Linked DNA regions of Mus musculus: regions 1, 2, 3, 4 and 6 are each linked to region 5. A link is a loop called in an ENCODE intact Hi-C map of the cell type or tissue named here. Cell type or tissue: heart. All regions are shown on one strand. Links, peaks and the distances in the headings refer to the core of each region. The heading gives the core; the rest is flanking DNA. Region 1 has its middle 14 kb from the start of Gm40109. Region 2 has its middle 22 kb from the start of Gm33381. Region 3 has its middle 42 kb from the start of Gm33309. Region 4 holds the start of Atp1a1 (ATPase, Na+/K+ transporting, alpha 1 polypeptide). Region 5 has its middle 25 kb from the start of Gm33309. Region 6 has its middle 7.9 kb from the start of Atp1a1.

Region 1 (5,190 bases), core at 807-4,806, 220 kb before region 5:
CTGTGGTTCTACAGTGCACTTTTGGGCTACTGTGTATCACTAGCCCAGAAAAGAACAAAACGCTGGATACCAGTTTCCACTCATACCACGGTGAGAGGAAAGTCCTGGGCTGAATCATCATAAGCTAGGGACCATGTCAAGGAAGTTCCTTCCCCTCTCCCACTCTGTCTACTCCCTGTCTACAAAACTGAGTTATGCCCCGCACTAGAGGTGCAAGAGCGAGTAGAAGCAGATGCAGCAACTCTCTGAGGACATCGGGGACCTCATGGCCTGGTAGGATGGACTGTGGTCATCAACTAAATGAGTGCAGGCTTCTAAGTCTAAGGTGAGGACAGGCCTGGAGTCCCAGCGTGGCTGTTGGGGAACTGAGCTGGGCTGTGAGGCCCGTGGGATCCACAATTGTGAGGTGGTGGCTAAACAGAGCCTCAGGTCAGAAGAGCAGGTACCAGCTAAGAGGGCAGGAGGGAGGGGAGGGGAGAGGTGGTGGAGGAGATGTTTCCTGGCCAAGGATAGGACTAATAAAGCCTCAGTAGATGGGGACAAGAGTGTCACAAGAACTAGAAGACTGACAGGCAAATACTGGAAGAATGTGGAGTAGGAGAGGGCTGAAGGTTCTGGAGAAAGGGCCTGGGAGCCTTTTGGCTTTGTTAAAGAGATGGGCCTTCAGTCTCCTAGGAATGCATGGTTACTCCCACAGGGGAGTAACAGTAAGTGATGGTTGAGATCAAGTGAGTCAATTAACATTTAACCTCTCAAATAGCTCAACGGGATAAGCTGTTCAATGCATAGGGCACAGCAGTGGACACATGGGCAGACGAAGGGGCGACAAGGGGCAACCTGGAAGGCGAAATGCTCAGAGTTCAGACCTAGACCCCATGTCAAAGCCTCCCTTGGAGGACCTCAGAGCACCAGACAGGCAACAACAGAAAGCGCTCAAGGCAGATGTTCAACAGAAAGCAAAGGGAGCCTGTGTGTCTACCACAAGCCATTGCCTTCCTTCAAATTCGTTATGGACAGAAAGGGAAACCTAGTAACTGGGAACTCCTTTCTGAGTCGGCCACACACGACCTGACACAAGTCCGCTCTTCAACAGGGGAGATTTTCAGGTCCAGAGCTGGGATTCAGAGCGACCTGGGGCATTGAGAGAGATGTGGTCCGACTGCTGCTGCTTTCTGGGTTAAATCCAGGCCTCCCTGGCCATAGCACTTAGACACATTGATCTGATGCTTGATGTTAGGCCATGGGCAAGCTGCTCAGAGCTTTGGACTCTGAGTCACATCTGAAAATTGGGAACCGTGGTGCCTGTGTCAGCACATGGGGGTTCAGCACAGCACCTGCCCCCCCCCCCCCAACCCCAGGCCAGTAGCTCTCATACAGATGATTCTCTGTGATTAAGTGCGAGGCAATCAGCAACAGGAAGTTGTGAACATTGGTCCTACAGAGTCCTTGCCTGTCAGATGAGACAGCAGCTCCTGGGCCTCGGCTACCGCTTCTGACTACTGCTGAGCACAGGGACTCAAAACAAGCGTCACCTGCTGCTTTCAGCCACGCTGACAATCCCAGTGTATACAACGTTGATAAACAATTAAAATAGTGTAGCATGGCAGCTTGGGTGGTGGTGGGTCACACCAGTTATCCCAGTACAAAGACGTAGAGGCAGGAAGATAGGGAGTTTGAAACCAGTCGAAGGCACCTAGCAAGACCCTATCTCAAACATCACCCTCTGCAGAATTGAGGACAGTAAGGTGTATCAGCAAGTTAAAGGCACTTGGCACCAAGCCTGAAGTTGATCCCTGGGACTGACTGCTTCAGGTTGTCCTCTGTCCTCCACACAAGCATGGTAGCAAACATGCATAGCCCCCAACACAAAATAAATATATAAAAGGCAATAAAAATATATTTTTCGATCTCCATAAAAATTAACCACCCCAAACTGACAACACAAAATACTTCCGGAAACAGAGCTTAGCTGGAGGCAACTGAGACAGCTTCCCATATGTCAAGTTGTTGTGGAAGGTCAAATCTGTCTGCAGACTGAACTCCAGAGCCTATGAAAGGCCACGGAGTCAGAACTGAAGGGAAAACCTGCAAACAGGCAATGCCCAATGGTAGTGTAGTTAGGCTTTGCATAACAGCCTCTTCAGGGAGCTCTGAAGAGAGCAACACCTTTTAAGTCTACTGTACTAGATGAGTTCCTTAAAGTCAAAAGACCTAGAAAAACAGTGTCCCTGTTGTCTACAGAGCCCATGGCAAGGGAGGCAATACCAGAAATGGACACTAGAGGGCTCTCTCACACAAGTGATGTGACAGCCGTTCAGGTTCTTGAGCAGCTCCTTGGCAAGCTGAGAAAGGTCTGTCCAAGCCTGGGTGGGAAGACTGCCGCGGCTTGAGCAGTCATGTGATTAACTGTTAGAGATTTACAGAAGCCACACATGGCTTGTGGTGGGCAGACTTCTGTGAGCTAGCCGCCTTTCCTATGCACAGAAAGCTCCTGGTGACATTGTCTGCTCTTTGAGATTACTCCTGAGTATCTACATCATGTACAGTTGCTTCCCGGCCCCTGTCTTCTCACAGTCAACACCGCCAGCTGCTGCCACTCTGCGGCTGGGCAGATGAGAAGCACATTCAGGCTCCAGCAACAGCTGCAGTTGTTCAGTTGTTCAGCCCTCTTCGGAGCGCTGGTGGCTGGGTTTGGTTTCCGGTTTTGCCTCTTGCTGTCTGTGTCACCTTGGGCGAGCCATCTCCTTTCTGGGCCTCAGTTTCTTCATCTGTAGAACAGTTGGTACTAATCTCAAAATGACTTCCAGTAAAAATGGAGTTGATTGGTGTCTTAGTCAGGGTTACTATTGCTATGATGAAACTCCATAACCAAAAGCAAGCTGGGGAGGAAAGGGTTTATTTGGCTTACACCTCCACATCACCATTCATCACTGAAGAATTCAGTATAGCACCTCAGACAGGGCAGGAGCCTGGAGGCCGGAGCTGATACAGAGGCAGTGCTGCTCACTGGCTTGCTCCCCATGGCTTGCTCAGCCTGCTTTCTTGTGGAACCCAGGACCACCAGGCCAGGAATGACACCACCCACAATGGGCTGAGCCTTCTCCCATTGATCAATAGCTAAGACAACGCCCTACATGCTTGGCTACAGCCCAATCTTATAAAGACGTTGTCTCAATTGCGGCTCCATGCCCTCTGATAACTAGTTCGTGTCAAGTTGGCATAAAACTACCCAGCACGAATGGGAAACACCTCTAAACAGTAATACTTTGAGTTAGTCACATTATTACTCGGAGCAGGGCTTGGCAAACATTTTCTATAAAGGGCCAGAGAGTGAATGACCTGACAATATAGAAACAGACTAGTGTGGCTGTGTTTCAATAAAACTTTATTTTAGTACAATGGACAACTTCATGGGCAGTGAGTTGTGAGATGTGTTTGGCTTAGGGGTTTTGTTTCACCAACTCTCACTGCCTGCTTTAGAAAGGTCTGTGAGCCTTCGGTGGATTCTTTGTCTAAAAGGCAATAAGAAAAACAACAGCTGTGCCTGGTGTGTGTGGTGTGTTTATAATCTCAGCTACTTGAAAAGCTGAGCCAGCCTGGTGTGATGGTGCACACCTCTAATCCCAGCACTCGGGAGGCAGAAGCAGGCAGGAGTTTGAGGCCAGCCTGGTCTACAAAGTGAGTTCCAGGACAGCTAGGGCTACACAGAGAAACCCTGTCTCGAAAAAACAACAACAACAAAAAAGCTAAGCCAAGAGGATTGCAAGTCCAAAGCTTGCCTGTCTTGAGTATAGAGTAAGTTCGAGATCAGCCTGAGTAACTTTGCTCAGAGATAGAACACTTGCCTAATATGAGGCAGGTACTTCAGACAGAAGGAAGAGGAAGAGCCGGGAGGTGGGTAGGAAGCTGCTTGGTACGGGTGAGTCTGCAAGTGACCTGCATGATGGAAGACAAAGCGGCCGGGAGGGAACACAAAGGGATACACAGGCCACAGTGACGACCTTGGATTGCCATTTGTGGGCAATGGAAACCCAATGTACGGTCTTGAACAGGAGAGAGCCGTGACTGGCCTCAGGTCTGAAAGCCACCATGCTGGACACTGGATGGAAAGTAGCCAGGCCCTGGGTTGGGTTAGCAATGGCAGCATCTGGGAAATGGATCGACAGCTAATCACTATAGCAACAGCTATAAAGTGGTGGAAACAGAAGCAGAGGAGGCCAGCAGTCTGTGGAGAGACTATCTTGTGTGTTGTGTGGATGCATCACTTGTCAATAAAAAAAAAAACAAAAAGCAAAAATCAAAAAAACCCTATGGCCTATAGGAAAGGATAGAATAGAAGGCGGAACGTCTGGTAGGCAGAAAGGATTCTGGGATAGGGCCAGGCGCGAGAGGATTTGGCTCTTGGAACCGAAGGAGGACTAATGGCACCTGAGTGGAGGTAACCTGCAGAACTTCAGTCAGAGTAAATGGAGTATTAATTTATGAGCTAGTCAGATTATATGCCAAAAAATTATGGGTAAGGTGTTTGTAAATGTATTTCGAGCCTCAGTCATTATTCTGGGAGTCTGGAAGCAGGAGGAAAAAAGCTTGTCTTTTACAGCAGCCTTTCTACTGAGCCTCCACTCTCTGCTCTCCATGAGAGGTCATGTGGCCTAGGCTGCCTAGGAATACAGTTCAAAACCGAATGAGCTGGAGTGTCTCTAAGGACTCACTCAGCCTCAGGTACCCTGGGTTTTGTAATCGTGGTTGGATTGCTTTGGGCTGGTTCAGTTGGAGGAGCAAGCATGGTCTCCATTAGCCAGGTCTCTGAAACCTGGACTGGTTTCAGGGTCTGAGGAGAGAATCGATTTTGAAAATTAACTCTGCTCCCACAAACTGCATGTGGCGCCCCATGTGGGGCTTACATTATGAAGCGAGACCAGGGAAGCTCACTTGCTGCATGAGAACTAGGAAGTCACGTAAGTGGTCATGCCCAGTATCTGAGGCTTCCCTGACCCTCCTGGCCTTGCATTTCTTCCCTGTGGCCCTGAGCAAGTGGTTTCCAAACCAGGCTGGCCATGGTGTCATCCAGAGAGCTTCAGGGTATGCAAACTTCCACGCTGCTCCCGGCTAGATTCTGACTCAGTTGGCCTAGGAATCTACATGTGTAAAAAAATCTCACAGGGAAAATGAAAGAGCTGCTAGGTTTGG
Region 2 (5,190 bases), core at 687-4,686, 94 kb after region 5:
TCAACGCTCTCATTTGCCATTGAAGTTCCGGTGCCTGGAAGAGAATCTGGCTTGATGTCTGTGCACAATACCTATTTTTGGCTGAATAAACAAAGGAGAATGAGATCCTTAGCGAAAGTTTGTTTTGTTGGTCTCAGATAGTGAACCCAGGACCCTGCCCTAGCCTCTGAAAAGCTTTGAGAAAAGGGAGCCTTAGAGCTGAGCCTTCCTGAAAAGGCTGGAGATTTTACAGGCTGGAAGAAGGATCACTCAAGTTCCAGACTGAATATGGAGGAGACGGCAGAAAGCTCTGTGTGTGTGTGTGTGTGTGTGTGTGTGTGTGTGTGTGTCTGGCCATACTGTGAGAGAACTGTTTCGTAGGGGTCCCTAAGTGTCCACTGCAGTTCCTGCCCAAAGGAGAGGCTGGCCAGACCTGTGGATCAGTGGCTCTGGGTGGGGAGTGAGAGATATGGGGCTGCTAAGGTTGGGGGTGGGGTGTTGGCAGCAGGAGCCCACATTAACAGGTGACAAGGGTGTCCAGGCAGAGATGCTGGTACTATTAATAGGAACATACGTCACAGATAATGCTTTTGTGTGTCAGGAACATGGCCGCTGATGGATTGCGAGACTTCAAAGATGACATTGAAGTGCTAAGGTCAGGTGCTAGGAAGAGAAAACAGAGCGGGGAGGGTCTGGCAGCCAACGCCACTCGGTGTGTTTGCTCTGTGCATCACAGGTTTGAGTGGGAACTGCTTTGTGAAAATCTCCAGCTGGTTGCCAAAATATGAGCTACACGAGTGGCCCAGCCTGTCCCTCTGGACCCCTGAGCCATAAATAGTCAGGAGGACCCAACTAAGGGGGGTGGAGTTCATTTTGTCGTGTATGGAGTCTCATTATGTAGACGAGACTGGCCATGAATTCATAGAGACCCAGCTGCCTTTGCCTCCTGAATGCTGAGATTAATTGTGTGCACCTCTACCCCCCAGCTAGGGCGATTTTGGAGGTAGCCTGCAGGATTCCAACCTGCAGAATGCTGGCCTGGCAAGGGACTGGGAGGCTCCTTCCTTCACTAAGGACAAAAGGAGGATTGGGACCGTCTAAGCTGGGGATGGGGTGGTGGTGGCCGGTGTCCTATGACTTGCTGGATCAGGTAGACATTTTGTCTCCCATGGTTCTTAGAAAAGGCCGTTGAATGTCTGACGATTTGAGATTCCATGGTTTTGTCAGCCCTTCTGTTTGAACAGAAAGCTCCCTAATCCATGCCCCTCTCCACATTCACGCATAACTGGTTAACAAGTCATACCCGAAAATACGAGCCTCCCCTTCGGTGCACGATGCTGGTAGATTGGATTTTATTGTTGCCATCCTTGGGATATTCTTGTTTGCTAGGGTCTCCACGAGACACAAAGCTATAGATCAATCCCCTGCCCTGTACTCCCAGTCTTAATGTTATACACTGTTATTGAGGAACTATGGCTTCAGAGGTGAAGGGCTGGAAGAAAACCAAGTCTTTCTGGACCCTCAAATTCCTTTCTTCCTGGCCTAAGGGGCATTGTTCGGATCATAAATTGCAGGCCTTTTAAGAAAAGCAAACAAAGGCTAACTGCATTGCAAAGGTCACCGGGCCCGTGGAGAGAGCGCGTGATTAGCTTCTGAAACAGAAGGCTTTGAGGACTTTACAGGGTTCAAAGGTGCGACCAGAAATTTTCAGTCCAGGGCAAATCCTAAGAAGTCTTCCTCCCCCATCTGTCACCTCAAGAGCTCCGCCCATCTACCTTCTGGGAGGACCCGCTGCTGCGGACAGGGCTGACAGGGCGGGTCAAGCAAGGGCAGGAACATGCCCCACCCCCTCCCCTCAGACCAAGCCAGGAACAGGGGAGGTTTCCACTTGGAAAGCCATCCTGGTCGGCTTCTCCACGTGCCTCTCTGTCACCTGCACTGTGAATGACTAGTGATGACTTATACGCATGCCCAGGCGGTGACCTTGGATTTTTTTTTTTTTTTTTTTTTTTTGGTCTGTGATTCTCAAATGTTTATGAATAAATTGATAATGCCTACCCTGGTTCAAAGGATGGTTGGAGGGATGAAATGAGATAAAGCACAAAGAACAGGAAATGTACAGAACACATATCCGTGGATTTTAGGGGCCTGAACTGTTCTTTTCTGGAACATTCTCACCCTCCACCCATCTGTTGTCTTTGTGCCGAGCTGGGTGGGGGACGCTTGCACTGGGTGGGGGACACACGCTGTGTGTCCAGGGTGGACTGTACTGTGACTGTCCCCATGGAGTCAACACTCCCCTTTGCCAGCCTCATCCAGAGCATGGAGAGCCTGTGGGTCAGGATAGCCTGTCTGCGGTGGGAGAGGGCCACAGTGTGGCGAACTGCTCTCCTCCGCTGCCATTGGCCACGGTCAGCAGCCAGCCAGAGAGAAGCCGCGAGCGCCCCCTGACGTCTTCACCGCACAGCACAGGCGGGGCTGCCACAGCCAAGCAGCAGATCTCAGTCAGCCAGCAGAGATCGCCAAGTGTGCCCTGCGCATCTCCTGCTGGTCTGCTGTAGGTCTTTACTCCGTTTGGAACACCTGTCCTGGTCATAAAGGACAGGTTTCACATATGTGAATCCTACATAGAGAGACCCAAGGGCAGAGGACATTTTTGATGACCATTACCACGGAGACAAAAGGAGAATATTCTAGAAGGAGGCAAAAGAGGAAAGGGCAAAATAAGAGAAGACTATGGGGCTTGGGGTGAAGAAGAAAAGGAGTCCAGACCCTTTGGGCCCATGGCTCACTAAGTGAGTTCTCCATCCATGGTTGCCTCTTGGGCCTGAAACCACAGGTTAGGTTTTGTTTCGAGCCGCCCTAATGTTGACTGCCCCACAGAATATTCCCATCCCCCTCCAGGTGGGGAGGAGAGTCTACAACTCTGACCAAGTTTGGGCTGTCTTTGGGAGATGTGATTTGCTCAATTACGGCACAGTTCCCTGACACTCGGCACTGATCTCTCATTCCTTTGTATCCAAGCACCCCGGGTTGGGTCCTGACAGGAGAGTCATGAGCTACGAGGACTTAAAAGCTAAAGCTGGCAAAGGAAAGTGACTCCCTCTCAGAGCAAAGCTGTTGAATGAGAGGAAATGAATGGTCTAGACTCAGAAACAAAGCAATGGGGAGGGAGGGCTTCTGCCAAGACCACTGCTATTTGTTCCCAGGCTTGGCAGGAAGGGAGAAAGCCTGAAAGCTTTGCTGACAAGCATTGTTTACAAGCAGAGAGAGTGTGTGTTGTCCACACAGCCCTCGAAGTGCACCTTGGATCCCAGTCAGGATAGCAGACACCAGCTGTAGGGAGCTGCGATGCAGGCCCATCAGTGTGCCTTCTCAGGTCTGCTCTATCAGGCTGCACAGAGAGAGGAGGCAGGCACTTCTCAGAGACAGGCTTCTGGAGCCAGAGGTCCTTTTCCTTTCTCACTGTGATTTTTCAACATCTCAAAATTGCTTTATGAAGAGCCTCTTCTGAGCCTTGCAAAACTTGAGATCAAGTCCAGTTCCCCTGCCTCAACGCAGCAAATGCATGAAAACCCATCTTCCTTCCTCCCATCCATCCATCCATCCATTCATCCATCCATCCATCTATCCAAGTCTGCATTTATCAAGCATCCATGAAGCATCTGCTCTGCACAAGTCATAGTTCTGGGTGCAGAATTCAGAAGTGAACAACTGAAACAAGCCTCATCTGAGTGGAGTTATTTTCCAATAGGAAAACAAGCCAACCAGATAGGGACAGTAACAGGGTGGTGGGGAGCTCGCCGAGTTAAGCTGGTCTGGGAGGACTGAGCCATGTTGACATATGGCACGGAAGGCTTGTGAGCCAAGGGACAAATAGGTGCAAGGTGTGCAGAAATGTACTTGGTCTATTCAAAACAAAGCAAAGTGAGCCAGTGTGGGTGAACAGCTCGCAGGAGACTGACGGCAGGCGCCAGACCTGTGTGGGCCTTGCAGGCCATGGTAGAGAGCTTTTAAATGAGGTGATGAAAGGCCACTGGAAGGAACAGAGCCCTGAAAAAATATGACTCAGTGTGCAAGCATTTAAAAGAATTCTAGCTCGTGGGGTGAGCTGGTGTATCGGGATGGGATGGTGGGATGGGAGGCAAGACCGGATCTGCCGAAGTCTACAGGGTCAAGGGGATGGCTTGGCCTAGATACGTGGGGAATATTAACTTGGGACCATAGTTAGAGAGCAGCATGGGGACGTGGGGGTCCATCCGGCTTGGATCAGGTTATTGCAGACTGTAGTTTATCAGATTAGCCCTCAGGGTAGCACCTTCTCACGTGACAGGGCTGCAATGCTGAGTTAACTGCACGGATTCTAAAACCTTCCTAAACGCATTCTTGATGTAGAAATACATAGCTCTCCACCAGATGAAGCAAATCCAAGAACCAACCGTGGCAGACAGGTAGCCAGCAGTGTTGGTCCTTGGGGCCAGGAGTGGAGTCCAGGAGGTCTGCAGCCTTTCATCAATGGTCCTCCAGGGATGGAGGAAGATGCACATGGCTTGCTGGAGAGGGAAACCTAGCAGTTTCTGGAGTCTCCCGATTAAGTTGGGTCAAAAGGCGACATTTCCAGAATGGGTTGGATGAGAGCAAGTGTCTCTGAAGGAGACTTGGACATCTAGGCATTATCACTGGGTGATAGAAAAATCATGTAGACACCCCCTAAGGATCTGTGACCACAAGGTGATCTTGAATGCTTTCTCTCTGGACTTGTCTATTTGTTAGCTTGAAAATGCACAAGCATCAAATGTAATTTAAATGATCTTGGCTGTGCTGTTGGATAACTGGCAGGTTTAAAAGTCAGTCTTTTTATGTAGTTCAGCTTCAATCTAGACCTCAAACAATCCCCACAGATGATGTTTAAAGGAAGAATAAACAATCCACATTAAAAATTAACAAAGCACACAAAGAAACTATCATAGATTGTAAAATGAAAAAAAAAACAGAAATGACACTCTGGTGATTTCAGATATTAGAGTGGTCTTACATGGAATAAAATCATTTATTATATTTAAGATGTAAAAGAGGAGCTTAGAACATGACCATGACCAGGAGACCCCAAAACTGTGTTTCTCAACCTGTGGGTCATGACACTTGGGGATTGCATATCAGATATTCTGCATATTAGATATTTATGTTACGATTCATAATAGCAGCAAAATT
Region 3 (5,190 bases), core at 499-4,498, 67 kb after region 5:
TTTGTGCCTATGGTAGTTCTTGAGGTTGTCAGCTGTTCTCAGCTTCTCTATTCTGGGCCAGTAAATCTTCTCTTTCATCCCTATGGTCCCACCAGCTCTGAGAATATGTAGGGCGTTCCCTCACTCTCTGACAGGCAGGCTTCTTCTATTTCTTTTCCACTAGACAATTTCTCATAGGCCTGTGTTCATGTGTGGCCCACATGCCCTTCATAACTAATGGGATGTGTTTTGATCCCTAGATTACTAAAATCACTTATTAGAAATGGCATTGAATGGGGATAAGGAGATGGCTCAGTGGTTGGAGGGTATGCGGCACAAGCACGAAGACCTGAGATCAAATCCCCAGCACTTACGGAAAAAGCCAGCCACGGCCGCTCACACATTTCTTTAGGTTATATGTAGGAATGTTTTACCTGCATATGCGTATGTGTGCCATGTGTGTCTGGTGCCCAGAGGGGTCAGAAGAGAATGTTCGATCCCCTGGCTGGAGTTCCAGAAGGTTGCATACAGCCACGTGGATGTTGGGAACCACAATTCTGCAAGAACGAATGAATGCTCTTAACTGTTTAGCCATCTCTCCAGCCTTTCTGACACATTCATAATCCCAGGACAGGATGGGTAGAGACAGGATTTCTGGGGCTCATTAGCCATCCAGTTTAACCAAAATATGGTGAGCTCCAAGTTCAATGAGAGAGCTTGTCTGAAGGGAATAAGGCAGAACACAACAGAGCAGGACACCCAAGCCCTCCTCTGACCTCTGCATATGAATGTGTGGAGCCCACGCATCCACAACCATGTATAAACAAATGCATGTGCATGTAATATAAATACACATACACATATGGAGGATCATAGAAGTTGATAGAGTTGTTTTGTTTTGTTGCTGTTATTTTAGGACAAGATCTCACTAGGTAGGTCTGAATGGATGACACTTACTGTGTAGATTAGGTTGGCCTCAAATTTACAAAGATCTCTCTCCCAAGTTCTGGGACTAAAGGCATATGCTATGAAACCTGGCGATTATTTTAAAATCCTCAGCAAAATGATCAGATGGGACTGAATTTCACAGGTAGCAAGAATCATCTCCCATTGTTTTGTTATCCTAAATAAGCAAAAAATATCTTGATGATCTCATGGATAGAATTGGTGGATTGCCAGGTTTTTTATTTACTTATTCTTTTTGTAATGGTTGGACTCAAACCTAGGGCTTTATGAGTGCTAAGCCAGGGCGCTACCACTGAACTTCCTCCTTAGCACTTGATTTTTGAAGATAGGGTCTTACTATGTACCCCAAGGCTAGCCTGAAACTCATTAGCCCCCTGCCTCAGCTTCCTGGATGCTGGGATTGCAGATGTGTATTAGTTCCTTATCCTGATGTAGCAATAAAATTCCTCACAAAAGGTGAGAGAGGAAGAGTTTATTTTGGTTTGCACTTTGAGGAAAGAGTCCTCCACAGAGAGGGAGCCATGGTAGCAGGAAAGCTGGGCAGTTGGTTCCCCTGAGTCAATAGTCTGGAAGCAGAGAGATGAAAGTTGGTGCTCCACCCACTTCTGCCTCCTTATTTGGTTCAGGACCTCAGCCCATGGAGTGCTGCCACCCACATTGGGGTGGATCTTCCCACCCCCAAATAATGTAGAAACTCCTCATTAGACATGCCCAGAGGTCTGTTTCCATGGTGATTCTAAATTCCATTAAAGGACAATCAAGATTAACATTACACAGGTGTGCATTCTAGACAGAGGGAGTATGCCGCCCGGGGAGGGGGGGGGGGGAGCAAGGGACGAGCAAGCATGACAGCCGGAGCAGGAAGGGGACAGCTCACATCCTGAGCCACAAGCAGGAAACAGAAAGCAAACCCGGAATGGCACAAAGCTTTAAAATCTCAAAGCCCTCCCCCAGTGACATACTTCCTCTTGCAAGGCCACACCTTCCGAAGCTACTCAAGCAGCACCACCAACTGGGGACCAAATGCTCAAATACTCATATGAGCCTACAGGGACCTATTTGTATTCAAACCACTACAGCTGGCTATTTTATTTTAACCCCCCTCATTTCACATTCGTCCTGAGTGAAGCACACTTTAAGCAATGCTATTATCAACCTTATCAGGATTCCTTCCCTGGTAGTCTAGAAGAATCCTACTTTCCCATGGCGAGGGAGGCGTGGCTAGGACTGTCATTCAATAGCCCAGTCCGCCTCCTGAGGGCTTTCACTGTGTTTTACAGGAAACCACGGAAAGTTATCCCATACAGACAGCTCTAACAGAACAACTTCCTTTTCCCTGGTCTCCTGGGATCTGAGTAGTTAGTGCGGGAAGACAATGACGGGGCTTGTGAACAGGAAAAGGAAGCCACCCGTCGTCTGTCTTCTCACAGTTTCGCTGGATTGGCTGGGTTGGCTGGGAGTGTAGTGAGGATCTTTGACTGACTCAAGCAGGGCAGTCCAGTGTCTTTTTTTTTTTTTTCCCAGGAGGACTTGCTGATTGCTAGTTTCATATCGCCACTGACATACAAGTAAGGCCTGTGTGGGAAAGAAAGCCCTAAGTAACAGGGAGACTCCCAGTGGTGTAGACCAACACACAGGAGCACTCCTTTGAGACCAGCAAATGAATACAGCATTCCCATCCTGCCGGCGTGCCCTGGAGGACTGGACAAGAAGGAGCATGAGGCATACTCACCAATGAGAGTATCTTAAGTAGCGGGAAGGGTCAGAATTGCAGTAAGTAAACAGAGTGATAGCAGTTACAGAACATTCGATTGTGTATAAAAGAGAAATATCACAATGCCTTTTAAAAAAGAGAGAGATTTCCACATTGTATACTGGGGTACATGGCAGGAAGCTAACACACCTCCAGAGATGCACCTCCTTCTCTTTCTTTTCCATCCATAGTGTGTTGGCTTTTCTCTCTATGTTATAAAAGGGCTACTGGGCATCCAGTTATTGTGCCCATATTCATAGCAGGAAAAGTGGGGAGGGCAAGAAGCAAGCTAGCCAGGTCTGGCCATTTCCCACAGAAATGCCTACGCTTCTGAGAGTCTGCTTTTGGTTTCTTCCTTTAACAAGACTTGGATCCTGTGGTTATCTCTGGATCAATTCCCTTGCAAAGTCTCTAGAGTTCATGGTTGTTTCAACCAGGCAGTTTAACCACCCTCTGTGCCTCCCCTTGTCATTAGAGGTCCCCAAGGGTAACTGAAGAGACTGGGATTCTGTTGAGGACAAGGGACAGACATCATCGGGTGGTGTCTGTTAACAAAAACTGTGTGTCAAAAAGACTCTAATAGCATTGACCACATTGTTGGCAAACTGAGAACTCAGAATGCTGTGTTCAAAAACTAAGAGTCTCAGACTACCAGTGGTTAAGTAATTGTGGGACCCTTCTGAGTTCATGGAGGAGGCATGAGGAATGTGAGGGGGGCAGAGAGAGGACCCCAGTGCTTCTTAGAGAAAAGAGTTAGAGGAAAGCTGACAAAATGGGGACATAGAAGACAGTGAGTGGGTGCCAAATGCATACTGTACTTTCTGTCTCTCTGCCCTGAGCAGTTTGGGTTGGAGCTTGGGGGGGTGTTGTGCACATAGGACAGATAGGAGAGGGAATGCAGATGGGTGCTGCATTCACCCAGGACCCCCACCCCACCCCGGGTGGACATAGTTTTTCAGAGGGAGGAGCCAGTTGGTTGCAGCCTCACTCTGCCAGACACTCACTGGACCCAGCCTCAAGGTGCCTTAAGCAGGTCACCTGCAATGCAAGCTCAGGACACATGTCCCAGGGGTCATCTGAGGAGCACTCACTCCAGAGGAAAGACCTCATTGTTCCCTTCAGCATGAATGCCACCCACCCCTGCCTAGCGTCTTCCCACCACCACTGTCCCCAGGCCTGCAATACTAATTTGGAGGGTGTCAGTTTTCAGAGATTGAGTCTGAATGGTGGGGTTCAGAAAGAGGAGGGAAGGAAGAGGCCCTTGGAGCAGGATTTGTTTATGCAAACCCATCCTGCCCCTTCCACCTTAGCCATCATCCCAGCAGCTGTGCCCTACAGTGATGAGCACAGGGCTTTGGTGACGTCACCCCCTCTGCTGCCAGGAGACATAAATTCCATTTCCCAGAAGATGCGGCAGACTGTAGCTTCTGGGCAAACAGTAACACTAGCGGTAAACATTGGCGGAGAGACCTTCAAATGGAAGAGCTGTGTAGACCTGGAGCAGCCAGGCTGCAAATCCCCTAATGGAGAAGGATCTCATGCTTCAGACAAGAAGACAGGACTCGCAGTGGCCAAAACAGTAATTTGAAGCCGTGCCCAAGCTATCAGCTCCTAAGCCTAATCATTAAACAAAAAAACATGCTTAACTGAGGGAGGACTATAGAAACCAGGTAGAGACCCCCTCCAGGAAAACAAACACACAAACAAACAACCCCACCAGGTCACTGGTCACTGCTCATTCATGGAGGAGTGACAGAAACGATGTCACTGGGGGGGGGGGGAGCAGTGGAAAGAAGAAGGAGGGGGAAGAGAGAGAAGCAAGGAGAGAGGGGGGAGAGGGAGAAAGAGAGAGAGGGAGAGGGAGAGGGGGGGAGAGGGAGAGGGAGAGAGAGAGAGAGAGAGTCAGTCATTGCCCTGGGGAAATCTAGGAGGTCACAATTTTAGTTACCCCTGAAGGAACTCACCAGACAGTCCACAGACTGTCCGAAATTTAGACAGCCAGGGTTCACCTGAACACACACACAAACGGGGCAGGTGGCAAACTTCAAGCTGTCTTCTAGATATAACTTGTGGGAAAAGGCCACCTGCAATGTTTTTAAATAATTGAAGTCCAGTTCACATGGTGTCTCTCTGAAGAGGCAGTCACTTCCAACCTACCAGAGGAGGGAGGCAGAGGCTGCCTTCATCTTGCACACTGTGGGACACTTAACAAAGGAGAGGCTGGCATCTGGGGACAGACTCCAGCTGTGCCAGGTCTGTAACACAGAGCCTCAGGTTGAGCGCAGCTCTGCCTAGGGAGCCAACAGGACACAGCTTCCTGTGTCATTCACTCAGTCTCAAACCCCTGTGCAGTGAGTCTGGAACCTCCAGGGATTCCCAGTGGAACCAGACACTAAATCCTATTCTAGATTTTTTTCATCAGCTGAGAATATCGCTCAGTTGGTGGAGAACTTGCCTGGCACGTGTGAAGCCCTGGGATTGGTTTCCAACTT
Region 4 (5,190 bases), core at 684-4,683, 110 kb before region 5:
GGAGCAGTTAACAGGACTTCTCAATATTTCCCTATCGTTAATATTTCTCAGGGGAAGGAAAACTGTTACACAGCTTTGAAAGGGCCTGGAGAGCAGCGCTTACGCAGATCTGTGTCCCCCAGCCCTGATGACTTAGGAAGCCCCGGCACACTGGTATGGCACTCACTCCACACAGCACACAGATGACTCTACTTGCTCTCAGGGCGAGGACTGTACATCTGGCCAGACCAGAAACCAGAGCTCCCAGGCTGTGCTTTTTCAAGAAACCTGCTTGTCTTCAAATGAAGCAATACTTTAACTTAGCTTTTCATACAGAGTCCTTCAGGGCTGTTTAGTTAATGGTTCCCTCTCATTATTGAGGTACTCCTAAAAGAACAGTCTGTGGAGAAGAGAAGTCACTTCTCCGTGCACTTGTTGCTAAGTAATCCTCAGGCGTTGGTTTTGAAGAGTTCAGGGATGGATCAGTGCGAGTGCCAAGTCTCTTCTCTAACACTGGGCCTGCTCTTTATTCTTAAATGTGATTCTAAGTTTTAGTCCTCAACTGGATAAACACCCTACTAGACCTTTATAAAGCTTTTTTGGGGGGTGGGGTGGGGTGGGGGGTGTTTTCTATCATCTTGGGTTTAAAAAGAGCAGCCTCCCGGTTTCTTATTCTTCCACCCCAAGGTGAGTCACCATTGTTACAAACTTGCCAGCAGAGAACGCTACAAATTAACAAACAGCCAGCGGCCAGCCTTATAATAGGGGGTGGGGGTGTGTGAGTGCTGATAACCTTCCAGGCAGGGAACTGTTTCAATCTTACAAGGTGGAAACAACCTCACAGCCTATTTTCTGTTTTCCTGGACTTCCAGGACCAGCCCCAGTGTCAGCGCCCCTTACTTGTTCCTGTCCAGGCTGGGCCACTTTCCATTGGGAAGACTCTGCCTCACAGGGTTTTGAGTCTAAAGTACTAGCTTTATAGCAGCCAGTGGGTATTTAGTCACACTTTCGAGTTTAGCTCCAAAAGGGCAGCTGATAATGTTACCCTACAACCAAGATTCCTGCTGACATGTGTACCTTGTGTCACCTCTTTCCCTGCCTGGTCTTTAAATCACTACCCATAAGATAGGATTTCTTTTCTCAGCATCTAAGTTAATAGTAAACCAAACCCAGGACTGAAATGAAAGGCTAGAGAGACGCTCCCTTCTCCCACCTTTTATAAACGTTTAACAAACAAGCCAAGGCTCCTACATTTCTAACAATTATGATGTGCACCTTGGGTGAGCTAAACAGTTGTGGGTGGTAGGCCTTATGAGGCTATAAGCCGAGTCACTGGCAGAAAACACTGAATAAGAAAAAAGGAACAAAATCCTATTTTATCCAGGAATGATTCAGCAAGCTGGACTTTCATTTTTCTTACCAAATGTTCAAGACCCCAGTTTTGATAGCTAGGAAGAATCATTTGGAGATATCACCCACATCTAGACCCTAGATGACACTTGAGAAAAGGGGTGGGGGGTGGGGGAAAGATCACAATGACCTTAAAAATTAGCTGCCTTTAAGCTTCTTGGTTAACCAATTATCAAGAGGGTTTTAGTCATCGCTCCACCCACATTTTAATCCTCATGTGGAAAAATCCCAACATTTCAGTATGAAATATTCCTCTGACCAGTTTGCCATTGTAAGCCACAGAGAAAGACATGCACTCATACATGAATGCACACAGGCAACCTAATATCCAATGTATAGAATAGAGTACTCCAAATACTAAGTTCACTAGACACCTGTTAGGGTACATTAAACACTTCGGTTGAACTTAACTAAATTCTCAGTTGAACTGTTATTGTAGCACTTGAGTGCCTCTGTCCTAGGCCTAAAGGCATAACTCTGACTTAAACGTCCTCCTGGATTATTTATTATTATAAACACCCCAATTTCTTCTGGAGGATAACTTCAGAGTTCTGCACACAAAATGATGCTTCAGAGGCAGATGTTATGTGTAAGCTGAGAGCAACAGGTTGTTCAGCACCTGTTGCCACTAAACAACCGTTTGACCTTGAACAAGTCACTTCACCTTCCTAGGCTTTGAACTTCCTAAAAGCCGCTCAAGGTCTCCAAATGACAAAGATACTTTTCGAAGGGATAGGAGATAAAAGATGGGGCTTTAAGGAATAAATGGTTTATAGGAACGGCTTGGATGGCATGTAGGATGGTGTGACACATAGATCCGGTTTCCATCGTGGAAAGTGGAGGCCAGGAGGGAATCAGTTCTTTGCTAGGATGCTGCATACGCCGACCAGCCCACACTGGGCACTATCGGGGTCTCTATTCTCTCTTCCTGGCCCACGTCTTATAATCATCTCTTTCAAGTCTCCAAAGAATGTGCTTCCCTCTGGCTCCATCCAGTATATACCCGGGTGCCTTAGGACCTGCAGTGTCTACAGCTTGTCTGCTTGGTCAGCCCTGAAAAGGGTGGAATGGACTCTCCCACCTGTATTCTCATGACTGGTGCTTTTTCAAGCTAGGAACTGATATTTTCAGGGTTATTTTTTTAAGTTTTTAATCTGCTACTTTGAGGTCAAGAACTAACTCTTCCGAGGTGGACAGCAGTAACCGAGGTGGGAACTCAGTGTTGTTCGTGCCCGATTCCCTCATTCTCTTCGGGAACCGCTCTCGGGTGAGACAGCAGTGCAGGAAACCCGCATGGCTTTTCTAACACCATCAACTGCCCAGTCTCCAGTCCTTTGTTAGATTGACAGTACCCTGCGGCCCTGAAGGGTCAGCCTGGCCCCATTTAAGAATTGTGCTCCGACATAAAACAACACACCCCTCCCCGTCGTTAAGACGATAACACCAGTTACCAAAGGCACATCCTGTTATGGACAGTGGCCCATTTTAAAGCTCTCAAAAGTATACCTTAAAGGCTATCTTTGGGCTGTGAAGTCACACCCTTTCTGGCACCAGCTTCGCTGGGCTGGTTCGGCCTAAGGGGAAGCCAGTTTTTTTCCTTTGGGGGAGGGCGGTCGCCTCTGCGGGGAGCTGGCCGAGCCCCAGCGCCTCCAGGAGAAGGGAGTCTCGACCCGGAGGCTGCCCTCGCCGGCGCCGGGCCGCGGCGAGGACCGCCACCGCGAGGGGGCCCTGTCGGAGCTCCCCGGGGGAAGGGGAGGAGCGCTCCTTCCCCTGGGCACGGTGGGAGGAGGGAGAAAGGAAGCGCAAGGCGCGCGGTGAAGGCGACCAGAGGGCTCAGGCAGGGCAGGCGCCCGGCTCAGAGATGCCGCCCCGGGTGCTCCTCCTCCCGGGCCGCTGCCCGCGCTCAGCACCCGCCCCTCCATTGCCGAGAGCCCGGTCTCTAAGCCGCTTCCTCCCGCGCCCCCGCCCGGGGCCCGGGCTCGCCAGACACTCACCCCCTTCCCCATGGTGGCGGCGCTGCGGGCCCCGCGCCGGGTCCTGTTGCTGGAGACTAGAAAGAGAAGAGAGCAGCTCCCGGCCGGGAGAGCGGAGCCGGGGGAGCCGAGAGGCGGGAACTAGGGCTGCCGCGGGAGGAAAGAGGGAGGACGGCCGGCGCCCCGGACCGAGGCCGCCGCTGCTGCCGCCGCTGCTGCCGCCGCTGCCACGTGTCCGCCTCCTCCCGCCGAGGCTCCGCGCCCCAGACCCAGCCGCAGCTCGAGCCCGTGCCTCCTCCTCACTTCCTAAAATATGCAACCTGCGTGATGGCTCCGCCCACGCGTGCACGTCACCGTTACCGGAGCAACCTGACACCGGCTCCAGCTAGCTCCGCCTCCGCCTCTAACCCCTCCCAGCCGGGCCCAGACCGCGCTAGCGACTGCCTGCCCTGGGCTCCCGGCAGGAGGGCGCCGGTGCCCAGGACGCGGGTGTCTGGGTCTCTCAAGGGCTACGGAGCGCTCCCGCCTGCAGAACACTGGGGACTTGAGTGAGCAGCCTGCGGAGTAGGGTGCGGAAGGTCCACAGTGGGTGCGGCGCAGTCGGGGCTAGTCTACTTGCTCAGCGTAGCTTTTCTGGGGTCTCGAGGGGCCGGGGTTGGACAGCAGCTGCACGACTCCGAGGGATTCCTCTCTGCAGAATCCAGGCCGGCATCCTTCGGCGGCGGCGGATGGTGCTTTCCCTTTGATTCCTTCGTCCTGGGGTCCTCTCACTCCACCACTAGAGAAATGCTTCAGGACATATACACACGCGCGCGTGCGCGCATCACTTACATTTCCCTTCCCTTATGACCCCCAAATGACTATATAAAAAAAAAAAGTCAGTAAGAAATTCATTCACAGCACTGTATGAATGAAATCTTGCAAAAGAGGAGGGGGGATTAAACTGTTTGTTGGAGAGTTTCTCCTTTTTATGGCAGAGAAACCTAAAACCCAAAAGAACACCCATCTTTAGTAAAAGAGGTGGCTCAAGCATTTTGAAGAACAGCATCCACAGCATCCGTGGTTACCTTGAGGGTCTCATCAGACTCACTTCCAGCCAGTCGCATCCCACTCTTGGCCTGGCAGAGTTGCAGGGCGGGGCTTCTAGTTTCAGTGGCTAAGCAGGCGCTGTGATGGCTGAAACTTAACATCAGAAACAACAAAGTATTTGTTGTTGTTCTTACCAATCTCAGGAAAGCAAGCAGTCTGGGAAAGCTTAGGATTCAGAAGAGAAACTCGATTTCCATCTCTGAAAATACCTAGAAGTAAGGAAAACACTAACTTCTTAGATATAGACCTATCAACTTCAAGTGTCAATGCTTTGTAGGATGTAGAGCTTGCAAAAAATAGGTGGGGGTGGGCAGAGGGTAAGGGAAGGAGAAACACCCAAACATCTAGGCACTGTGTTATCAGTTCCTCCATAGAGCAATTCTCAGTACTTCTTAGAAACAACGGTTGCTTATACAACTGTTGCTTATAGCAGAAGGCAGCCTTTATCTCTTCCAGTGATCTACAGAACTTGATTAAATCAGTTTGGGGCTTAGAGAGAAGAGGAAACTATAAGCAAAATTTAAAATCACGATTCTGGGGAAAGACCCTTCAAATCCAGAGTACCAGTACCAGCCCTGTTAGTTCAACTGGAGGTCACAGAGTGTTAGCTAGACTTAAGAAAGTGCATTCCTGTGCATGGCAGATCACTGCCACTGTGCAGCAGGCTTTGCTTGCTGAAGACCTTACTTTAAGATGAATTGCCTATAGGCTCTGATCTAAATGGGAAAACACAACAACT
Region 5 (5,190 bases), core at 542-4,541:
GCAGCTCTAAACGGATACGACGCCATCTTATGACATCTTCAGGGACCACACACACATGTGGTCATGCAGGCACACATGCATGTAAAAATAAACAAGTATTCAAAACAAAACCAAGATTTAATTAAACCAAGATTAATTAGGCATGGTGACTCATGGTATTTAATCCTAGCCCACAGGAGGCAGAAGCGGAGGTAAGCAGGTCTCTGTGAGGCTAAGGCCAATCTGTTTTATCTAGTTAGTTGCAGGCCAGCTATGGCTACATAGTGAGACCCTGTTTCAAAAACTGAACAAAACGACCCCCCCAAACAAAAACAACAAAAAAACAAAGGCAAGACAACTCTCAGGGATGTATACATATATCAGGGTATATATACTATACCTCTCAGGGATGCATACATATATCAAGGTATATCTACTATACCAGAAGTTGTAGAGTAAATGGCTGAGAACTTGAATATTGGCCTCTGAGACCTGTTTGTATGGTTCTGTTCTCAGATTCATATATAGCAATGTGGGCTCATGGAAGTTCCTTCATATAAGCTTAAGTATTAATGTCTAAAGAGGGGAGATAGTGATGCTATTGCAAAGCACTATTCGTGCTTGCATACTACACCCCAACCAGACAGCTGCTAGTCTGCTCATGTTGTAAGTCAAGGCAAGAGGACATGAAGTATTTGGGAATATGGCTGGTCAGTTAGATGCAACCTAAGAAAGGTGAGCTTTGGCTAAATGACAGTCCATACATCCCTTTGTGGCCTAGGGACTGTGCTGGCTTATGGAAGTAAAGAAAGAGTCATAATTCAGAGTCATCACTCTTTCATGATTAAATGGGATAAAATTAGACTTTCTCACTGCCCCTGGCTTCCTCCACATTACGCAGATTGCACTGTGGTGGCTCTATCTCCCAGCATGCATTGGGGTTACCTCTGCCCCCTGGCCCAGGAAGATCAGGAGAGAAGTGGGAGGTGGGAGGCAGCAGCAGGACTACAGGGTGAAAATACAGGGCTTCATTCCTGGATAGTTTGGGGTGGGGGTAGGAGGGGTGAGGGACGAACAGGGATTCAAGCAAAAGAGGAAAAGGTGCCCCATCTATTTCAAGATGGTCTGAAACTGTTTCAAGATGGTCTGAAGCTGAGCCGTGTTTTTCAGGTCTAGCTTCTGTTTCAGACTCACAAATTCTACAGCACCTTGGTACTGGAAAGAATTAATGGGCCAGTTGACCCAGACACACCATTTCCAGCTCAGTGAAGGTAAATCTCTTGCCTAGTGTCTCAGAATCAGCTAGTCACAGCCCAGATCCAAACCTTGATTTCCTCCCTCCGTGGAGCTGCCTGGACGCCTCAAAAGGGCCTCTGAATTACTCTTTGCCCAGATCCCTGCAGTAAGCCTTTATGGCTGGCCTCACGGTTTTTTGGATCCAAGCCAGTGTTGGGGAGGGGTGTCGGGGACGAGAAGAAAACACCTGGGGAGTGACAGGATGGTCCTCCAGTTAATTTATCCACATCTGCGGGGACCAATTGGAATCAAAGCCTTATCATGGAGGAGCGTGACCCCCGACCTGTCTAAAGCAGCCCTGAATACTAACCAGGGTGCTTAGATGGAGCTAAAAATAACTGGCTAATCACCAGCAGGAAGAACTAACAAGGCCTCAGAAGAAAGGGAAATGTCTCAATCCTCCTCTCTCCTGCAGCTGGCCTCCAGCTGGGTGGGGATGCAGGCTCCTCCTGGCTGGTAATTAGGCCGCAGAGGCTCTGGGGCCTGAAGGAACAGGGCGGCCCAGGCCCTGCCTTCAGGGGGATCAGTGGCAGGGTCATTTGGGGTGAGGTGAGTTGGAAAATGGTGAACCCAGAGGAAATGAGCGGCCCAGGAAGAGGTCTGAGGAACCGAGCAGCCAATCCTCTTCGTGGTTAACAGCCTTTCTCTGAGAAGGTAAAATCCTTCGTTTAAAGGAAAGGGTTTTTATTCTACTCTGATCGGCCGCCCCGCCCCTTTGAAAGTCTTCCTTTCTCCTAACGTAGCGGTCCCCTCCAGAAAGCATGACTGGGGTCCACACCTGGGTACCTGCTTGGAAATGACTTCTCCTGAACAATCGTCTTTGGAGAAGACCAGAGTGTAACTCTAGGGAGCAGTGTAGGGCAGAAGGTGTAATTGACACTTAGGAAGAGTGACTAGAGAAGCCGTGGGGGCAGGGAGGGGTGCTGTGTATCAGATATCATGAATATCAGATATTTACGTTGCGATTTGTAACAGTAGCAAAATTACAGTTATAAAAAAAAAATCAATGAAAATGATTTTATGGTTGGGGGTCACTGCAACACGAGCAACTGTAAGGTTGCAGCAGTAGGAAGGTTTAGAGCCCCTGGACTAGAGCTGAGAGTTCTTCTATCTGAAAGAGTAGAGCCAAAGGGTTGTGATTCCAAGCTGAAGGAGGCAGTTGATGAGGCGTGGCAATCGTTTTCCTGAGACAGAAATCTACATGCTTACTTCTTCCAAAAGCTAAGATCATCTTCAACAGACAACTATAACCCAATTCACAAAGGAAGTGCTTGGAGTCCATCCCTAAGCATCCACATGTACATGTGCCTGCGTGCGTGTGTGCGTGCGTGCGTCCGTGCCTGCGTGCGTGGGTGGGCTGGGCAGCAGGCAAGGGGTTTCTCCCTCTGGGCTGTGCGCTTGGGTAGGGTCAAGCAGATGGGGAGGCAAAAGAAAAGAGCCAAGCGAAGGGAGAATTCAGAGACAGCGGAGCCTAGAGTCGCATGGCCACTCTTCTAGCTGTGGGTATATTGGAGTTTATCTTTCCCCTACAACACCCCAATCTGACTTAGGCCACTAGGACCGGAGTGTTCAGCAACCACGTCCACTTCCGGTTCTTTCCTTTGCTGAGAGAGTGTCCCTATCCTGTGTTCTCAGCTCTGTACTCAGGCCTGGGGCTCTCCAGTCTGCATCCCCACATGGCCACGGCCCTGGGACAAGGAGCGGCTGGGGAGCCCCCCTGGGGGCTGAGTTCTGGAAGCCTCTGAGCCCAGGTTTGCATTCTTTTCCGGCAGCAAGACTGGCCCCTCCTGCAGTTTGAGTCACGTCCTGGTCTCCAGGGAGGAGATGGGCTGCTTTTCTGCCGGAGGCACTGAAGAAAGCCAGACTGAGTGTTTTCTTGTTTGTCTTTATCCACAAGATTTAAAATTCCCAGACAGCATAATGACACTGAAAAGAGAAAGGAGCAGAAATCACAGTTGCTCTGTCACCGCCTGCTCCGTGATGCTGGCAAGTTGTTTAACTCCCCGGAGCTGCTTCTGTGACTGCGAAGAATGACTTCTCCATTGCCTCCCTGGGCTGTGTGCAGCCACTGAGAGCAAACGTTGAGTTGTGAACAACCTCATCTCCCTCCGCTGTGGGGTGAATTCGTGTTTTGATTAATAGCCTGCTGTGACAAGACCTTCACCTTCTCTCTTCTGGTTAAGTTTTTTATGTTGATACATTTTTCCCCCCTTTCCGAGTTTTGACAGAACACATGCGGATGCCGTCACAGGAGTGCTCCATATCTGTCTCCTGACCCACGAGCAGTAGTTGCTCTAGACTATTCCTAAGTGGAATTGTGGCGCTGTCTCAGTTCCAGCCTCTACTTTGCATAATTCAGGGAGACTACCACGGTTATCGGGCGCATCCAAGAATTCCTTCCTCTCATTGCTAAATAGTATTTTAGTCTGTGGTTGTACCATGGTTTGTCCGTTTGGATTGCTACTGTGAACAAAGTGCATTGACATTAGTATACAGGTTTTGTGTTCTTTCTTTCTTTAAGGGTGGGAACAAAAATATCTAGGAATGGAACTGCCACACAAACACAAGCTTAATGAGACAGGGCTGTTGCCAGTGTGAAGGTGACAAGATGGTGGGAGACAGGGGTGGCAGACTATCTACTGTCTTCCATGACAGGGCTTTCTGTGGTCACTGTGTTGCTTTGGAGAGTGCAGAGATAGAGGCCTAAGAGAGAAACATGCTATTGGTGAATGCTGTGTGTGTGTGTGTGTGTGTGTGTGTGTGTGTGTATGTTGCATGCATGTTGTGTGCATGTGTGTGTGGTATGTGTGGTGTGTGTGTGTGTGTGCGCGCACACACATGAGTATTTGGTCTTGTCCAAGGATGAAACAGGAGAAGGGCACAGCAGTGGGTAGGATGTCCTGGGGGTGGGGGAGAGGAATAAAGGTGTTAGTGCCTTCTGGCTCAAACAGTTCATCCATTCATTCTCTTTCCTTCCTTTCTGCTGTGACCTTTGCTTGGGAATTGAGTCCTTGCTGATGGAGTTCCTGCCACGTGAGTGTTCCATAGGAAGGAAGGGGTCCTCCAGGAGCAACCAGGGGCTGGCCCCATGGGATAAGACATTACAAAAGACATGGAACCAAGGCAGGGCCAGAGGCTCACAGCCCCACACAGGGTGGCTAGAATCTACTTCCTTCTCAACTCGTATTGCCAACGTGTGTGTGCAAAGTTATTTACCCTCTTCCTTGCTTGCTTTTTCTCGCAAACACGCTGGTGGTTTTATCTTCTAGGTGGGGCAGGTCAGAACATTCTGTCTCAGCAGGATGCCTCTTTTTGGAGAGAGTTCAAAAAGTGCTGCCCGAGTTACCTAGAGGACAGAGCATCTGGGGTGGGAGCAGTAGAAACCCAGGTTCTAGCCCTAGCCGGCTGTTGCGTTCTTGGAGGGAGGCTGGAGCTGAGTAGCACTGGGCAGGTGGCAGTCCCTGGTGCAGAGTCCTGCTTTTGGACTTGATGAAACCAGATCCAGTAGACTTGCCATTTACCAAGCCCAGGTATCGAGGATGCAAACCTGGGAATCCCAGCACTCAGGAAGTCAGGGAAAGAGTTCAAGGTCACTGTCAGCTAAGAATTCCAGGCAGCCTGAACTATTGGGAAGCTGTCTGCAACTATCTAAATAATAAAAGACAACAGCAGCAAAGGGTTTTTGTTTGTTTCTTTGTTTTCCTTCCTTCCTTCCTTCCTTCCTTCCTTCCTTCCTTTCTTACTAACATGAGTGTTTTTACATCAGTCTTTTCATTGGGGCGTTTAAAAGCGCAGATGAGGGGTTGGAGAGATGGTTAAGGGCACCAGCTGTTGCTCTCCCAGAGGTGGTGAGTTCAATTCCCAGCACTCACATAGGGGCTCACAAGGGTCTATAATGGGATCTGATACTCTCTT
Region 6 (5,190 bases), core at 762-4,761, 100 kb before region 5:
GTAAAATCTTCAGAATATAAGCCTGTTCTGTGGATGATGGGCTATCACAATTCATAATGGTTGGAGCCTGGGTGAGGAAGGGGAGGAGTCAGTGGTGACTTGGGGAGGTAGTATCAAACAACTTGGAGAGGATTTAGAAGTCCTCCAGGGCTTGAACTTCATTCCGGAGGTCACAGTGAGATGTGGCAGGGTTTTGAGAAGGGGTGTGGTGTTGCAAAGATTTCTTTGGCAGAAAAGAAACAGTGCTAAGTTTCCACAGCCAGTCTGCTTATCAACGGCCCTCTAGCCCTGTCAAATTCAGAATCTGAAGACATCTGTCCCTCCCTATAGCTTCCCGATGGCCTACTCATTTTATTTAAAAAGCACATACAAGATTTCTTAATTTCCAGCATGATCCTCATTCTCCACCACTTCCTCCCAACTGCGTCTTCCAAATTGTTGAGGATGGGAGAGAAACGGACTGGGGTTGAAGCTTACGCTTCACAATCAGTTAACATACAACCCCCTAACCCAAAGATGGCTCAATTTTCTGGGAAGACAGGGCATTGTCTTTCTTCTGGTTTCCTGATCCGTGTTGTTAAATGAAACTCCCGGGTAGACCAGAGGCTTCTGTTGTTGTTGGCATTGTCAGAAACCAGTGCTTAATGCAATTGCAGTGACTAAAGAAAATTTAAGCCACCTGGCAACCAATCTCACAATAAAGATTGGCATTATAGGGGATAGAAAAAGGAAGAAGAGTCCAAATTAATGAATAATTTAGCTTCAATTGCCCAAAGAGCTCCAGTTGTATTTGTTCCTTGTGGCAATGAATCTTAGTGTTCTGCCTTCTTGAAAGGTTCCTGCCAACTTGACATTTGATATTTGCTTGCAGACATAGCAGTAGAGGTAGAGGTGGTGGAGACAGTGATGGTGGTGAGATAATGATGGTGGTGATGACTGGTGAAAGTGATGGAGGTGCTGGTGGAGGTGGCAGAGATGCGGATGATGGTGGTCCAGATGTGGCTGATGGTGGTGATGCTCACAGTGGTAGTGGTGATTGAAACAGTAACTGTTTCAGAAGTGTAAGGAATTATCTCGATTCCAAACACCTACTCAGCCTGGGAGATGTAAGTGCCCAAGAAGGATGAAGATCCACAGATATTGATGTAAAAGAGGAGGGAGTACGAGCAGAATCCACTTCTACTCTCTCTCCCTCCCTCTCTCCTGCTCTCATCCAACCAGCAACTTGGCTGCTGACACACAACCTGCCGGTCCCACCAAGTCAGGTGGCATGGGTCACCCCAGGCCCTGCCTGTCTGAATAATTGGTTATTACAGAACCTGTTAAGAACCGGGGGGGGGGGGGGGAATAAGGCCACCAAAATGTCACAGCTGCCATCCAGACAAGACACCTTCAGAGTAAGAAGCCTGGAAACCCAGGGTCCTCACTGTAGGGGCTGATGCCGAACAGCCTTAGGGAGAAAAATATTGTCGAATTGTCTCCAAATGCAATTTATTTTCCTTTCTCCTTTTCTTTCTCTCCCAGCTCCCCCCCCCCCCAAATCAGATGCCATCTGCTAATAAAATTGCTAATTAGCTGGGGAAAGCTATTCTATCCTCCTAAGAACAGACCCAAGAGGGAGCTGTGTTACAGGCAGGTCACTTCAGTTCCAGGAACCAGCAGCCACATCATGCCAGGCAGGCATCTTGCTTGGGGCTGGAGCTTCAGGGAGCCAGCACAGGCCAGGGACACACTTCCCTCCTATGGCTCTAATCTCATAAACCAGAAGTGCTCAAACTCAATATATTCTCTTCGCCCTCTCATTTTTCATAATGGAAAAAAAAAGGCGCAGTGAAAGTTTTGAATTAAGAAGCAGTTGCCATCTGGGTAATTGAATTCTGCTTGAAGCAGGCCACCTGGTTCACATCAGCTTCTCTTGGCAGGTATGGAGGGATCAGCACAAACTCTGCTTGACTTCTAAACACAGGCTCGCTCACATTCCACGGGCAGTGGAGAGACCTTAATTTCTAAGCAGTGACAGCCGCCTTATATCATGTTACCTCGATGCACGGGAGAGTTCCCTGGATGCAGACAGATGAGAATTATAGCACAAATAGTTGGACTTGTTGGTTCCTGGTCACACGCTCCCTTTATAAACCCAAAACTGAACCGCCAGTTCCCTTTGGCTTCCTGTTTGGACATCCATGTCAAAGACACACAAGTGGCTTAAATCACCTTGCTCTCCTTGAAGAGTCAAGGAGTTGAGACTAGTGGAGGAAGAGTGGGTAGCCCTGGAGGAGGGTCAGCCTCCCCTACCCTGCTGCCTCCTACGGAGCTGCCCAACCCTGTTATGCTTCTGTAGCCTGCACAGCATGAGGGAGTTGCAGGCCAGACTCTCCCTCCCACCTCAGAACCACAGACTCAGAGAACACAGGAATCAGAGCGCTAACTGTGTGGCTTCCCAGCCAGGGCTGTCCAGGCCAAGAATGTCTTGTATTTACGTGGAGTGACCTTGCTGATGTCAAGAGGAAGGGTTAGCAAGGACAAGAAGAGCAAGGAGCAGAGCTGCTGGGAACTCGGATGGCCACGAGCAAGACCTTGTGTTTCAGCCTGTTTCTTCTGTTCCTGCAGTGTTTGTAGCAGAGCAGGGGACAGCCCGGTGGCTTGTGCACACAACCTGTGGTTTTTAGTTGGGAGAGCCTCTGCACTGGACGAAGCTCTTCCCACAGGGAGTGAGAAGTTTTACAAAGGAGTTTATGGAGTAAGAGTCTTACAGCAGGAACAACCAGCCCTGCCTCCTCCTACCGGATGGGATAAGGCTGAGGGGCTACAAGGGTTTCCCTGCTGTCTTCACAGAGCTGATGCAAAGATTCCCAACCCGTTCTCTTTCCAGCCACCATGTGGCTTCCTCCTCAGTAGGGCAACTAGAAAAGAATCAGCTTTGGGGACAGAAATGTTTTGCAAAACAAAACAAAACAAAACAACTCCAGAAGGTTATCTAAAACATGCAATTAAAAAAAAAAAAACAAAACAAAAACAAAACCCAGATCTTTAAAATGGAATTTTCCATGATGACCTGGTATTCATACAGTGCATCTTGAAAGCCTCATTTCTCTAGAGAGATGTATCTACTGGAGTGGTGGTGGTTTGCAGGGTTAGTTCAAGGCCAGCATGGGCTAAATAGCCCAGACAGAAATAGAAAACAAAGAGGACACAAAACAAAAAGGTGAACCAGGTGTGGTGGCCTACACCTTTAATCCCAGCAGAGGAGGCAGGCAGATCTCTGAGTTCGAAGCCAGCCTGGTCTACATAGAGAGTTCCAGGATGGCCAAGGCTACATAGAGAGACTGTGTCTAGAAGAAAAAAAATTGAGAAATCTTCCTTCCTTCCTTCCTTCCTTTCTCTCTCTCTTCCTCTCTCCTTCCTTCCTTCCTTCCTTCCTTCCTTCCTTCCTTCCTTCCTTCCTTTTGTTCTCTCTCTCTTCCTCTCTCGTTCCTTCCTTCCTTCTTTACTTCCTTCCTCCCTTTCTCTCCCTGTTACACACATATGGAGTTATATCTAAATGCATACATAAATGCACACTATAGTTTTCAACTGTATAGCATTCAAAAAAGCATTTTTCTCATTTCAACTTGATGTCAAAGTAAAACAAAGTTAAAAGCAAAAACCAAAAACTTTGCAGGGTTTCTAGGTTCAGGGACCAAAATCATTAGCATCAGGGTGGTTGGTGTATGACTTTAATTCTAGAACTCGAGGCAGAGGCAGAGGCAGAGGCAGAGGCAGAGGCAGAGGCAGAGGCAGAGGCAGAGGCAGAGGCAGAGGGAATCTCTGGGAGCTTGAGGCTAGCCTGGTCTACATCCTCAGGAAGAGTCCTCCCTGCTTCCTTCCTTGGAAGATGCTCCTCACTGCAAGCACAGAACCCTGGGCCCTACCTCACACCTTCAGGGCGCTGCCCCACACTGCTGGGTGCCTTTGCTCCCTTCTGTTTCAGAGGCTTCTTTTCTCTTGAAGAAGGCGCCAACAGGAGCCTCTGAGGAGGGTGTGGTGGACAGTGGCTGGGGTGAGAGGGATGGGGGATATGCTTGACACATACATACTGGAGCTTGGAACAGAGAAGTTAGAGTTAGCTGAGGAGCCTTGTCTGGTCAGTACTGACTCCCAGCTGGCCACTCTCTGATGCCCTGGAAGTGTTGGATCTCCCTTCTTAATCTAACAAAGTGTGTGTGTGTGTGGGGGGGCAGGCGGGGAGAACTTGCTTAAATTTAGAAAGCTGTCTTAATATTCTTTCATCCATAGTATCTTGCCCTCAAGCGTTGAAGTCCTCAAATTTACTTTGCAGAATGAGTTTTGTCCAACCAGGTTTTTTTGCATGCGTCAAAAGCGGTGGTTCTCAACCTTCCTAACAGTTTCTCATGTGGTGGGGACCCCCAACCGTAGAATATTTCATTGCTACTTCATAACTGTAATTTTTGCTACTCTTATGAATTGTAGTGTAAATATCTGATATGCAGTATGTCTGTTATGGGATCCCCAGAGGGGTCACGGCCCACGAGTTGAGAACTGCTGATCTAGTCACTCACATTTTAAGCCTGGGAGAGATTGCTGTCTCTGTATGCTCCTTTCTCTTGCCAAGTGGACAGTCTCAAATCTCCTTGTTCCTGCGCTGCAGCTTCCATTATCCTTGCCTCTCTCTCTGTTTATGCAGAATGACCTCGTCTCTGGTCTGGAACCAGCTAGAATTTCTTCTTTCCCACACTGGGATCCATGCATGGTGCCCAGGAAATCAAATCCTTTACTTTGGAATATAGGAGTTCTGGGGGAGATACTGAGTTTAGATCCAATTACAGGATGCGGTTCAAGGATGCTGGAGGGACCTGTTGATCCCAGGATCCCAAACAGAAGAACTGCTTTCTTAGCAACGTAACTGTTCTATTTCAACATCAGTATCAGCTTTGGTGTTCTTATTTGCTATTTAAAGGCTGTTTTTCTCACAGCATCCCACCAATAATAAAAAATTGGGTTATTGTATGAGACTCACACTATGACTGTGTCAGAGGGCTATCCCAGAGCCTCTGTGAACATCAAGAAAACAAATTTCTCTCAGGAACTTCTTTTGGGGGTCATTGAGACATTGGGGAAATATAAAATACCCAACAATACTTGCTTCTCACCGCAATACATTTCTGGAAGCCACATGGAAAATCCTAAAAC

The links. Peaks named below come from ENCODE experiments on the same cell type or tissue, not always from the same donor. Only the 100,000 strongest peaks of a DNase experiment are listed, where the experiment ranks them.
Region 1: it touches region 5 in a loop (2.2-fold over the local background); 7 of 42 quality-filtered maps call a loop at or near these places.
Region 2: a loop joins it to region 5, with 3 times the contacts of the local background. A loop is called at or near these places in 8 of 42 quality-filtered maps.
Region 3: it touches region 5 in a loop (1.9-fold over the local background); 3 of 42 quality-filtered maps call a loop at or near these places.
Region 4: a loop joins it to region 5, with 2.2 times the contacts of the local background. A loop is called at or near these places in 7 of 42 quality-filtered maps.
Region 6: a loop joins it to region 5, with 2.3 times the contacts of the local background. A loop is called at or near these places in 8 of 42 quality-filtered maps.

Annotation. Positions count from the first base shown.
Region 1 is chr3:101,491,743-101,496,932 of GRCm38, forward strand. No RefSeq gene overlaps it. Among named protein-coding and RNA genes, the nearest start is that of Gm40109, 14 kb to the right of the region's middle. In heart, for the core only: no CTCF peak of the experiment used is centred there; a DNase peak (open chromatin) is centred at 2,379; H3K4me3 peaks cover 338 bases; H3K27ac peaks cover 962 bases.
Region 2 is chr3:101,803,969-101,809,158 of GRCm38, forward strand. No RefSeq gene overlaps it. Among named protein-coding and RNA genes, the nearest start is that of Gm33381, 22 kb to the right of the region's middle. In heart, for the core only: a CTCF peak has its summit at 2,433; DNase peaks (open chromatin) are centred at 1,823 and 2,323; H3K4me3 peaks cover 730 bases; H3K27ac peaks cover 2,784 bases.
Region 3 is chr3:101,777,205-101,782,394 of GRCm38, forward strand. No RefSeq gene overlaps it. Among named protein-coding and RNA genes, the nearest start is that of Gm33309, 42 kb to the left of the region's middle. In heart, for the core only: no CTCF peak of the experiment used is centred there; a DNase peak (open chromatin) is centred at 2,337; H3K27ac peaks cover 2,428 bases.
Region 4 is chr3:101,601,020-101,606,209 of GRCm38, forward strand. Atp1a1 (ATPase, Na+/K+ transporting, alpha 1 polypeptide) reads right to left here and starts at 3,688. Exons shown (of 23, transcript NM_144900.2): 1 at 3,384-3,688. The coding sequence starts at 3,395. In heart, for the core only: CTCF peaks have their summits at 3,108 and 3,824; DNase peaks (open chromatin) are centred at 3,102 and 3,702; H3K4me3 peaks cover 3,948 bases; H3K27ac peaks cover 3,919 bases.
Region 5 is chr3:101,710,291-101,715,480 of GRCm38, forward strand. No RefSeq gene overlaps it. Among named protein-coding and RNA genes, the nearest start is that of Gm33309, 25 kb to the right of the region's middle. In heart, for the core only: no CTCF peak of the experiment used is centred there; DNase peaks (open chromatin) are centred at 1,711 and 3,001; H3K4me3 peaks cover 1,750 bases; H3K27ac peaks cover 3,970 bases.
Region 6 is chr3:101,609,968-101,615,157 of GRCm38, forward strand. No RefSeq gene overlaps it. Among named protein-coding and RNA genes, the nearest start is that of Atp1a1, 7.9 kb to the left of the region's middle. In heart, for the core only: no CTCF peak of the experiment used is centred there; no DNase peak of the experiment used is centred there; H3K27ac peaks cover 837 bases.